Regions from separate parts of the Homo sapiens genome. Here all the other regions are linked to region 3. The links are chromatin loops, found by intact Hi-C in ENCODE. Cell type or tissue: IMR-90. All regions are shown on one strand.

The links. A loop is a pair of places that touch in the nucleus more often than their neighbours do. Peaks named below come from ENCODE experiments on the same cell type or tissue, not always from the same donor. Only the 100,000 strongest peaks of a DNase experiment are listed, where the experiment ranks them.
Region 1: it touches region 3 in a loop (3-fold over the local background); 58 of 110 quality-filtered maps call a loop at or near these places.
Region 2: a loop joins it to region 3, with 5 times the contacts of the local background. A loop is called at or near these places in 21 of 110 quality-filtered maps.
Region 4: a loop joins it to region 3, with 7 times the contacts of the local background. A loop is called at or near these places in 2 of 110 quality-filtered maps.

The regions. Positions count from the first base shown.
Region 1 is chr6:20,290,532-20,293,031 of GRCh38, forward strand. All of the region lies in intron 1 of LOC101928573 (a long non-coding RNA gene), which reads left to right. Among named protein-coding and RNA genes, the nearest start is that of MBOAT1, 79 kb to the left of the region's middle. RefSeq lists a silencer at 1,165-1,466. In IMR-90, a CTCF peak has its summit at 1,343 (motif pointing right); a DNase peak (open chromatin) is centred at 1,340.
Region 2 is chr6:20,091,166-20,093,665 of GRCh38, forward strand. No RefSeq gene overlaps it. Among named protein-coding and RNA genes, the nearest start is that of MBOAT1, 120 kb to the right of the region's middle. RefSeq lists an enhancer at 1,028-1,531. In IMR-90, a CTCF peak has its summit at 1,051 (motif pointing right); no DNase peak of the experiment used is centred here.
Region 3 is chr6:20,403,328-20,405,827 of GRCh38, forward strand. All of the region lies in intron 1 of E2F3 (E2F transcription factor 3), which reads left to right. Among named protein-coding and RNA genes, the nearest start is that of E2F3, 2.7 kb to the left of the region's middle. RefSeq lists a silencer at 1-506. In IMR-90, a CTCF peak has its summit at 1,426 (motif pointing right); DNase peaks (open chromatin) are centred at 224 and 1,424; H3K4me3 peaks cover 1,698 bases; H3K27ac peaks cover 1,672 bases.
Region 4 is chr6:20,809,956-20,812,455 of GRCh38, forward strand. The region is part of intron 8 of CDKAL1 (CDKAL1 threonylcarbamoyladenosine tRNA methylthiotransferase); the gene reads left to right. Among named protein-coding and RNA genes, the nearest start is that of CDKAL1, 280 kb to the left of the region's middle. RefSeq lists an enhancer at 406-1,000. In IMR-90, no CTCF peak of the experiment used is centred here; a DNase peak (open chromatin) is centred at 1,406; H3K27ac peaks cover 1,226 bases.

The sequences.
Region 1 (2,500 bases), 110 kb before region 3:
TACATTGGCATAGATCAGGTTTTGCTGCCAAAAGAATTATAAAAATAACTTTGTTTTCCAAGCTTTTTGGTTTTCAGAACTGCAGATATGGAATCACAGACCTGAACCAGGCAAATATTAGCCAAAAGAGAGCTGGCGTACTCATGGAATATCAAACAAACGAGCTTCTCAGGAAAACAACATTATTAGGGTTTACCTTACGTGAAAGTGTTTGCCAGAGCCTCAACTCTCCAGGAAGATATAATTCCATATTTATAGACTTTATTGATATAGCCTCCAAACATATGAAGACAAATTGATAATATAAGGAAATCTGGGTGTACACACCAAATCATTTTCAATTTATTATTTTCTGCCTGTTCCATATTTCAGTGTGTGTCTTGTCTTCCCAGCTACACTATAATAAATAAGCGATGAGCGGGTGGGGAGGCAGGAGGGAAGGGAGCTTTCGTGCAATGACTTCCGCAAAAGGCTCTGGCCCAGCTTACATACTCATTGACTCCTTTGAGTTACCTGACCCTACAAAGTGGGAATTGTTGTCTTTTTGTTGCAACAAGAGAGATTAAATAATTTGCCTAAAGTCACAGTAAGTGTCAGAGTTTAGATTTAAGTTCAGTTCTCTTTGACTCCAAAGATCCAAAACCTTTTCAGTGTATCATAAAATAAGCCTGAGACGTTGACCCTTGATTTAGTGAAATTAAAATGGCAGCCATTATATATGACGGATTGCAATCAGGAGTAGGGTCTCCGCATACCATCCATGATCATTTTCCAGGAGGCATAGTATCAAGTGTCCATGCATGAGCGACACATGCTGAGAGCTTACACAATCATTCTACATCACCTCCAAACCTCATTTTCCCACTGACCTTCAGACAGCTTCTGAATGAGAGGAATTCAAAATCCCAAGACATTCTGTTATTTCTCATCCTTAAACATACATTTTTTATGCTTTTAACACAAAAATGGGGAGTTTTCTGGATAAGGAGTGAACTTCGAATTTAAAATGTAAAGCCTTTTTAAACCTATTTAAATTTTTTTCTATTTCCATTCGCTAATTATCCTCCATAAAATAGAAAGAGAAAATAATTATAACTAAAATTGGTCACAGTAACAGCAGTGGGCATAAAAATACACGGTCAAAAAATAAAGTCTAGAAATAAAAACAACACATTTGCCCTTATGTTTAAAGAACATCAGAGACTACTCAAGAACTAGGATCATGCAGGGAGTACTTCTCCTCACCCCGGATGTCAGGGAATGCTCTGTACAAAACACTGTTCCCGTCTCACAAAGCATCTTGAAGATGGAGACGTGCATACTCACAGTTCACCACAAGAGGGCGGTCATCAAAAGGGAAAGGTCACCCTGCCCTAAGCCCACACCGGAAGGGTGAATCCATGTTTAAGGAGGTTGAAGGTATTTTTATAATCATGGGCTGCTCCTGGAATTGATAAAACACGATCCAAATTAAGATCTGCTTTTCTTCAGTACTATTTTTATGTTGTTAATCCCATTTCAATAATAAATTCTTAGAGATAGTGTATAAAGAATAACAAATTTTCCTGTCTATAGAGTAAAATAGAAGCCACATGAACTACCCACACAAGGCAATTCCAGTGTCAGCAGTAAATGGATTTTATTTTCGGTAAACTTTGCTGAAAAGTGGAGACTAAAAGGGATTCAACCTGCATATACCTTTTTTAAAAATGTGAATTTAAGCCTTGTATTCCTTATAAACTATTGAGAAGTGAAAATGAGTTTACATTCCAGTTTTATTATCTTTTCAAAGGGTGCAAGTATAGCAGCAGTCTTAGCCTCTTTATCAACCCATATCGTCAGCACTAGGTTGCTCTTGCATAACTCATTCTTTCAAATGGCTTCCACTGACAAATGCAACCCACAGATCTGATCTTTTCAATGTACCAGCCAACCAAGAATCTGCCGAGCTTCTTGGCACCAGCCAACTAGGACGTGGCCAGAGCAGGCTCTGGGGTCTATGTGTCTGGGTTTGAACCCTGGCTCCAATTCTTAGTAGCTATGTGTAACCATGGGTCAGTCTCTTACTCTGCCAGTCTCTTTCCTTATCTGTAAAATGGGAATAATAATAGTACCTGCTCCATAAAGCAGTTGTAAAGATTCAGTGATATACATAATGTAAAGCAGCAGTCCCCAGTTGCTGTGGCATCAGGGATTGCCTTCTTGGAAGACAATTTTTCCCCAGATGGGACGGGGAGGGGGTTGGTTTCAGAATTATTCAAGCTCATTACATTTATTGGTGCACTTTGTTTCTATTATTATTACATTGTAGCATATGATGAAATAATTATACAACTCACTATAATGTAGAATCAGTGGGAGCCCTGAGCTTGTTTTCCTGCAACTAGATGGTCCCATCTGGGAGTGATGGGAGACAGTGACAGATCATCAGGAATTAGATTCTCATAAGGATTCTCACAACCTAGATCCCTCACATGCGCAGTTCTTAATAGGATTCATG
Region 2 (2,500 bases), 310 kb before region 3:
TTAAGTCATTCAGAACTTATTACCTAGGAAACAAAATACTACAAAGTTATAGGCCAAAAAATAAGTGTTGAGAAGCTCACTACTGGAAATAAAGAGGTTCAGAAGAGTGTGAAGAAAAACATCAAATTATGGAATGTTAGAAGCAGAAGCAACCATGCTGGTCAGCTTATTTAATACCCACCTTTTACACACAAGAAACTTGATCTCCAAAGAACTTATATGACCCCATATCACAATGACCTATTTCCACTATATCATCATTTGAGAATTCTGTCAGCTTCATAACTCATATTATGGTTTAACTCATTTAATCCCCACAATTCTGAAGAGTAATTATAATTGCTAGCATTCCTCCTAAGAAGAAAAGTATTCAGAGCCGGTTGCTCACTTTTTTTATGGTCACACAGCATGTAGAGGCAGAAATTTGCCTTAAATGAAGCTATTTTGCCTTCAGCATCTCTGCTCCTTGGAGTTTACACACCCTCCTGTGTGCTTTTTTCCTACAGTGGAGAGAGGACAGGGCAGGGAAACAATTCATTATTTGACCCTATAGCAATAGGGTCATTAAAATCTGACCTTTACTCCGAAAGACTATCATTTACTGTTCAAAAGAAACACCAGACAGTGACTCACGCCTGTAATCCCAGCACTTTGGGAGGCTGAGGCGGGCTGATCACGAGGTCAGGAGTTCGAGACCAGCCCGGCCAATACAGTGAAACCCTGTCTCTACTAAAAAATACAAAAATTAGCCTGGCATGGTGGCACACACCTGTAGTCCCAGCTACTCAGGAGGCTGAGGCAGGAGAATCGCTTGAACCCAGGAAGCGGAGGTTGCAGTGAGCCGAGATCATACCACTGCACTCCAGCCTGGGCGACAGAGCAAGACTCCATCTCCAAAACAAACAAACAAAAAAAAACCAGAGGTTAAAGTGGCAATTGCTAAGCATTCTAAGCATTCAGAGTGTGAATGAACAAATGAATGAATGAACAAATGAATGCTTGACTTCCTAATTCAACATGGAAATCATCAGAAATTACCTCACATGGCCACAAGATGTCACTACTTCACACCACTTCAGAAAAATCACATTCTAAGTCAAGAATTTTAGATCCTTTGGACAGAGGGAATTTCTTGTTCCTCATTGAGAAAGGCTTAGTTATTTTGCATGTGTTTTGGGACTGCTTCCTTGTTTTCTCTTAAGTCTATCTACCTCAAGAGATACTGCAAAACGTAGACTTTAAATGAAGGCTGAGGCTGAATGCTCTTAAGCTGGGAAGCATTAATCAAGAAGTCAATCACTCACCTGTTTCCAGGGACTTCTCAGCAAAAACAAAGGCAGGATTGACACTTTGACTACTCTGTTACCCTGCTCTGTTTGCAAAGCTTTCTCTCAGCACTTTCTTGTAATTCTACCTCTCTCATTGCTTCAGATTCACAAAAAAACAGTGATTCAGCAACATCCAAAAGGCAGCACACTGGGGTTTTAAATAGTGCTTTCTTCTTGAAATGTTTGCCTCACACCTTCCTTACCGGGAATAAGGTTCAAATTACTGCAGTGAGTTTACATAAGCTATTAATGCATTTAATTATTCAGTTCAGGGCTGTCCTGGGCTTATTGGTATTTTTTTTTAAGTATCATGAGACTCCAGTTTGCAAATCATCATTTCAAGTTCTTAAAAGTTTTTATACACCAAAATAATGTTAACCAAGCTTGATATTTCAACTTCAGCTATATTTAACATTGATAAAATAAACTTCAAATTTATTTTGATGGAAATATTTTATTCATGAGATCAACTGATGCTTGTAGATTGATTTTTAACAGTCCTAGAAAGTTTTAGAGTTTGATGTATTTTATTGGCATTCTCTATTAGATTCCCCTTCCTAACATTTCTTATTGAAATTGTTGATAAATAATCTTCATCAATTAGCCATTCAAGTTTGATGGGGCTGAGAAGGAAGGAAGCTCATTCATAAAAAGAAGCTGCTTGGTGGGTTTGGGGATCATTCAACTTTATAGGCCAAAAAAGCTGTTTTGCCTTAAAGGTCCATATTTCACACCACTTCAGAAAAATCCCATTCCAAGTCAAGAATTTTAGATCCTTTGGACAGAGGGAATTTCTTGTTCATCATTGAGAAAGGCTTAGTTATTTTGCATACGTTTTGGGACCACTTCCTTGTTTTCTCTTAAATCTACCTCAAGAGATACCGCAAAAAATGTAGACTTTAAATGAAGCCTGAGGCTGAATGCTCTAAAGCTGGGAAGAATTAATCAAGAATTTCTGGTGATTTCCATGTTGAATTAGGAAGTCGAGCATTCATTTATTTGTTCATTCATTCATTCACACTCTGAATGCTTAGAATGCTCAGCAATCGCCACCTTAACTTCTTAGGAAGAACAAATACATCCCATTTACTGAGAGGCTAAACAAACAGTCACTCGCCAGGCAAAGGGTTAAACGGTTCAGAGAAGGAGGCCTCAATCTCCACATTGTGATG
Region 3 (2,500 bases):
GCAGCGGCGGCGCCCGCGTGGCCCAAGCGCCCAGGCCTTCCTCGCCGGGCCCCGGGCCTGCCCTTGACCCGCCTCTCCCCTTGCCCCTTCCTTCCCCGCCCTGTCCCCCTCTCCGCCCCCCGGCGACGGAGGGCGGGGGCAGCTGGGTTCCCGTCCCGCCGCCTGGGTCTGTCCCTCTCTCCGGGACCCGCCGGTGACGTTTCGCACACGTGCGCGCAGGACGCGCCTGTGACTGGGGAGGAGGCGGCGGCGGGAGGGGGCGCTGGAGGGGGAGAGGGGGGCACCCACTTCCTCCTGCTCGCCGGCTCCCTGGCCTGGGACGGTCCCGGCGCCCTCGCACCCGCCCCCGGCACCGCCACCCTCCCTCTCCTCTCCCCACCCCCCCACCGGCGCCCGCCCTCGCCCTGCGCCGCCGGTCTGTTCGGCCCTCCGGGCCCCCTCTCCAGCCGGCCCCCCACCTCCCCCCGGAGCCAGGCTGGTTTCGGAAATGCCCTTACAGCAGCAGGTTAGTGACCGGGACGGCTCGGGGGCCGCCGACGCCGCGGGGGCACCGGATTCTGTTGGGGGCTGAAGCGGTGAGGGTAGGCGGTTGAGCGGGGTTTTGGAGTGGGAACGGGGGGTTGGGTGCTCGAGGGAAATGAGTAAGCAAGAAAAATCTAACTAAGTAAATGCCCCGGCCTCCGGTTCTAGGAACCTCGGGGCGGGAGTGTCTGCCCCAGGGGGTGGGTATGGTGTTTACGTGGATTTTTTTTCTAGGGGGCGGATGGATGGGCGATAGAAAACCGGAGGGGGCTTCTCGCCAATGGCCGAGTTGAGCTCTGTTTTCTGTCTTCCTTCCCTTGTGCTGGAGGGGGAGGGGGGTGGGTCAGAGGGTAGGGTGTCTGTAGGATTCCCAGGCCACCCGCCACCCCCTCCCTTTGTCCCTGTAATTTATAAAGCGCCTTTGAGAGATGATTTAGGTCAGTATGCGGCTTCTCTTTTTGTTGGTACTAGAAAGAAGTGTGGCCCGGAGGTCTCCCCTTTCTCCTTTTCTCTCCTTCATTCCCTTCCTCCATGCCTCCGGGTCTTCACCCTCGTGGTGAGGCTTGGCCTCCACGGGGCTAGAACCGAACCAGACTCAGTTAGATCCATGGTAGCCTGATTATACCAGGCGTGGACCTCACCTTGTCTCAGCTCCAAATGGGTTTAATTTTTGGAGAATCAAGATTTTGCGGGAGTCTTTAAGAAAGTCAGCACATAGGCAGCACTTTGGGAAATGGGATGGGTTTGGGAATAATGAGGCGTTTTTTATTTCTTTCCTGTTCCCAGTTTCTCCCCGGGTTCGGTCTTAACTGCTTTCCAGCCCCAGAGATACTTGCTGGGCATGTGTGATGTAGTCTTAGTCAAAGAAGCTCATCGTTTTTTAGTGACTAGGGTCTGCCAGCAGGGGGGAAACGGAGCACAGTACCTGCTTAGACATAGCAGTATCCGGTGTGCTGGGTTTTCAGTCGCAAGAATATTCCATGCTTTTATTAGCTTCAGATACTCTTACTGACTTGACCTAAGCATGTTTGGACATATTTTAAGCATATTTGACCCCTGCACAGTTCTGTTACTATTTCATAAACCTAACCTTAAACAACCAGCTATTGACATACTTCTTGGATTAGATTCACAGATTTGCAGGGGGTAGTTTTGATAATGGGAAATTATGAGAGCTTCAAGTTGATTTTTAAAAAATTTTAACAGTGTTTGTTGGGCCAGGTCCCTAAGACTATCTTTCAAGCCAGGTTTATTATATCTAGTTCATTGTATTTAAGTATTTAAAGTATACTAAATTACCCTCACCATCTTCCAAGTTATTTCAAAACTTTATTCTCCTTGACATGAAATTATTATTCCAGGAATAATAATATCCTTTTGAGTTTATGTGCACACAAAAGGTTTTTCATTACAGGAATATAAATGTTACTCATATACATATTCAGAAGCATTTTTTATATGATTGCAATGTATGCTGAATCATTGGTTATCTGCATTTTTTTTTTTTTTTTTTTTGAGACGGAGTCTCATTCTGTCGCCCAGGCTGGAGTGCAATGGCACGATCTCGGCTCACTGCAACCTCCGCCTCCCGAGTTCAAGCATTCTCCTGCCTCAGCCTCCTGAGTAGCTGAGATTACAGGCGTGAGCCACCACGCCTGGCCGGTTATCTACACTTTTAAGAGCTATTTCTACTGGCCGGGCGCTGTGGCTCATGCCTGTAATCCCGGTACTTTGGGAAGCCGAGGGGGGCGGATCACGCGGTCAAGAGATCCAGACCATCCTGGCCAACATGGTGAAACCCCGTCTCTACTAAAAATACAAAAATTAGCTGGGTGTGGTGGTGCGCGCCTGTAATCCCAGCTACTCAGGAGGCTGAGGCAGGAAAATCGCTTGACCCTGGGAAGCGGAGGTTGCAGTGAGCTGAGATCCCGCCACTGCACTCTAGCCTGGCGGCAGAGCGAGATTCCGTCTCAAAAAA
Region 4 (2,500 bases), 410 kb after region 3:
AAAACAAGCATCAAGTTGGTTTAAAGATAGATGAAGACATTTCTAAGGAGGCTGAATCACATCTAAACTTTTAGATGGACAGCCCCGCAGACTGATAGTGATCCTTCAATTGTGTCCTATTTTTCTACCCTCTGCTCTTCCACAGTTTTAACTCTTTTAAACCATTATAGAACACTTCAAACACATAGAAAGAGAAGATGGTATAATGAACCCTCAAGTACTTACCTAGCTGCAGCAATTATCAACTCATGGGCAATCCAAATTATTTTATCTGTCTTCCACCACCCTTGCCCCTTCTCTTGCCCCAGCACAACTAAATTGTTTTGAAGCAAAGTGCAGGAGTTGTTGTATCATTTAATTAGTTAATATACCAGTTATGTGTTTGAGACCAGCCTGGGCAACATAGTGAGAGTCTCTCTCTCTCTCTCTCTCTCTGTCACACACACACACACACACACACACACACACACACACACACACACACACACACGTGGTGTCATGTTACGCACCTGTTGCCTGTGGTCTTAGCTACTCGTGAGGCTGAGGTGGGAGGATCGCTTGAGCCCAGGAGTTCCAGGCTGCAGTGAGCTATGATCATTCCACTGCAGTCTAACCTGGCTGACAGAGTGAGACACTCTCTTTTTAAAAAAAAGATTATGTGTGTATGTATGGGTGTGTGTGTGTGTGTGTGTGTGTGTGTGTGTGTGTGTAATATATTGCTAAAAAAAAAAAGTGTTTATTCATTCTCTCTCCTCTCTCTGGAAAACAAAACAACCCAATAACATTGTCACATCTAAAATAAAATTAATTAGGTTTCCTTAATATCATTAAACATCTAGTCAGTCTCCAAGCTTTCACAGTTAGTGCTCTTGTTCATTCGCCCTCTTTATCTCCTTTTCTCACCCACCCTACCCCCAGTATTTACAATTCTTTGTTTTGAATTAGGACCCAAACAAGATCCCTGCAACGCTTTGGGTCTGTGCCACCACAGCTCTGGTTCTTTGTCCAACTTGGCCATCAGACTTGTAAGACTGAAATGGCTTCAATACTATTTTTATTTAGATTCATGTAAGGAATATGAGCAGGAGACATAGCAGGTACAACGTCTTCATCTCAGGAAACCTAGCAGTTACCCTAATGTACAGCTCTTTTCTCATCTAAATAGAATATTTTGACTGCCATGGACAAGAGCCAAGGTGTGTGGATGCTACCTTATCAAGCAAAGACCCAGCCTTGATTTTTCACTGATTTTTTAGGTCATTTTAGTTAAGTAGGCCCAAGGCCTGTGTACCATTTCCTAGCTTTCTCCATCCGGGGCAATTCTATACAGCAGATGAGGCTGACTTAACATTCTGCATTTATCTTAATTCTGTTGTTACCAAGGAGATAAATGTCGAGACGCTGAGGTCATTCCCAGGAAAGTCTGACTCAGCCCTGGCGAATGTTAACCCTTTACTCACCTTGTGTCTTAAGTATCTTTTTGTCTGTTGTTTCATTTTTTTCTTTCTTCGTTTTTTGCAGTTTATTTAAGGAAACCATTTCATTTGTCCTGTAGTTTTCCACATTCTGGATTTTGCTAATTGCATCCTCATGGTGTTATTTAATGTGTGTCTTTATCCCCAGATTGTGTTGTAAACTGGAAATCAAATCTAGGCACTTGACCAGAATTCAGCATTATGGCAAGCATGCTTCATAGCTGGTGCTGTACACTGCATATTACATCATAACAGGGTCTCATGTCTACTCCTCTTACTTTTGCTAATCTGCGGGTTATGTGTTGTTAACTTGATCCAGCCTTTGTAAGATTTTATCAATTTTTTACCTAGTAGTAAAAAAAAAAAAAAAAAAGCCTGGACTGTTGGCTCAATTAGGGGCAGACAAACATATTCTGTAATGGGTGAGATAATAAATATTTTAGGCTTGCAAGTCACAAAAATGTCTATCAAACAATTTTGTTTCTTTTTACATCCCTTTACAAATATAAAAGCCATCCTTAGATCCCTGGTCATACGTAATCAGGGTATAGGCCAGATTTGGCAAGCTGGCTATAGTTTGTCGACCTCTGGCCTGGATCCATTATTTTATTAAGGATTGCAAAATTTTGATATTTTAATTTTATTGCTTCTTCATGTTTTAGTTGGAATTCCTCTGAAAAGAATTTTTTTAAAAATTTGGTTACCCTGCTTTATAGTTTCTATAGAAAGGTAGGACGAATGCCTAATTCCTTTGGTTTTATTTAAGATATTAAAAAATGAATTGGTTCTCCAACATTCTGCAAAGGTAATTGTTAAGTATTATGGTTTGTTTTTGTTTTAATTTTTAACCATGAATCATTATGCACTTGGGGGATTTTCTTTAGAAAAGCATTTCTAATGTGCTTCAAACTATTGCTTATTGGCTAGTGGAGGCTCCTTCAAGTTGGCTCCTATTAATAGATTATTTTGACATGCTGTCAGTAGTCTTTCTAGAGCGTTATTTGAAGAGTCCGACTTACGTATAC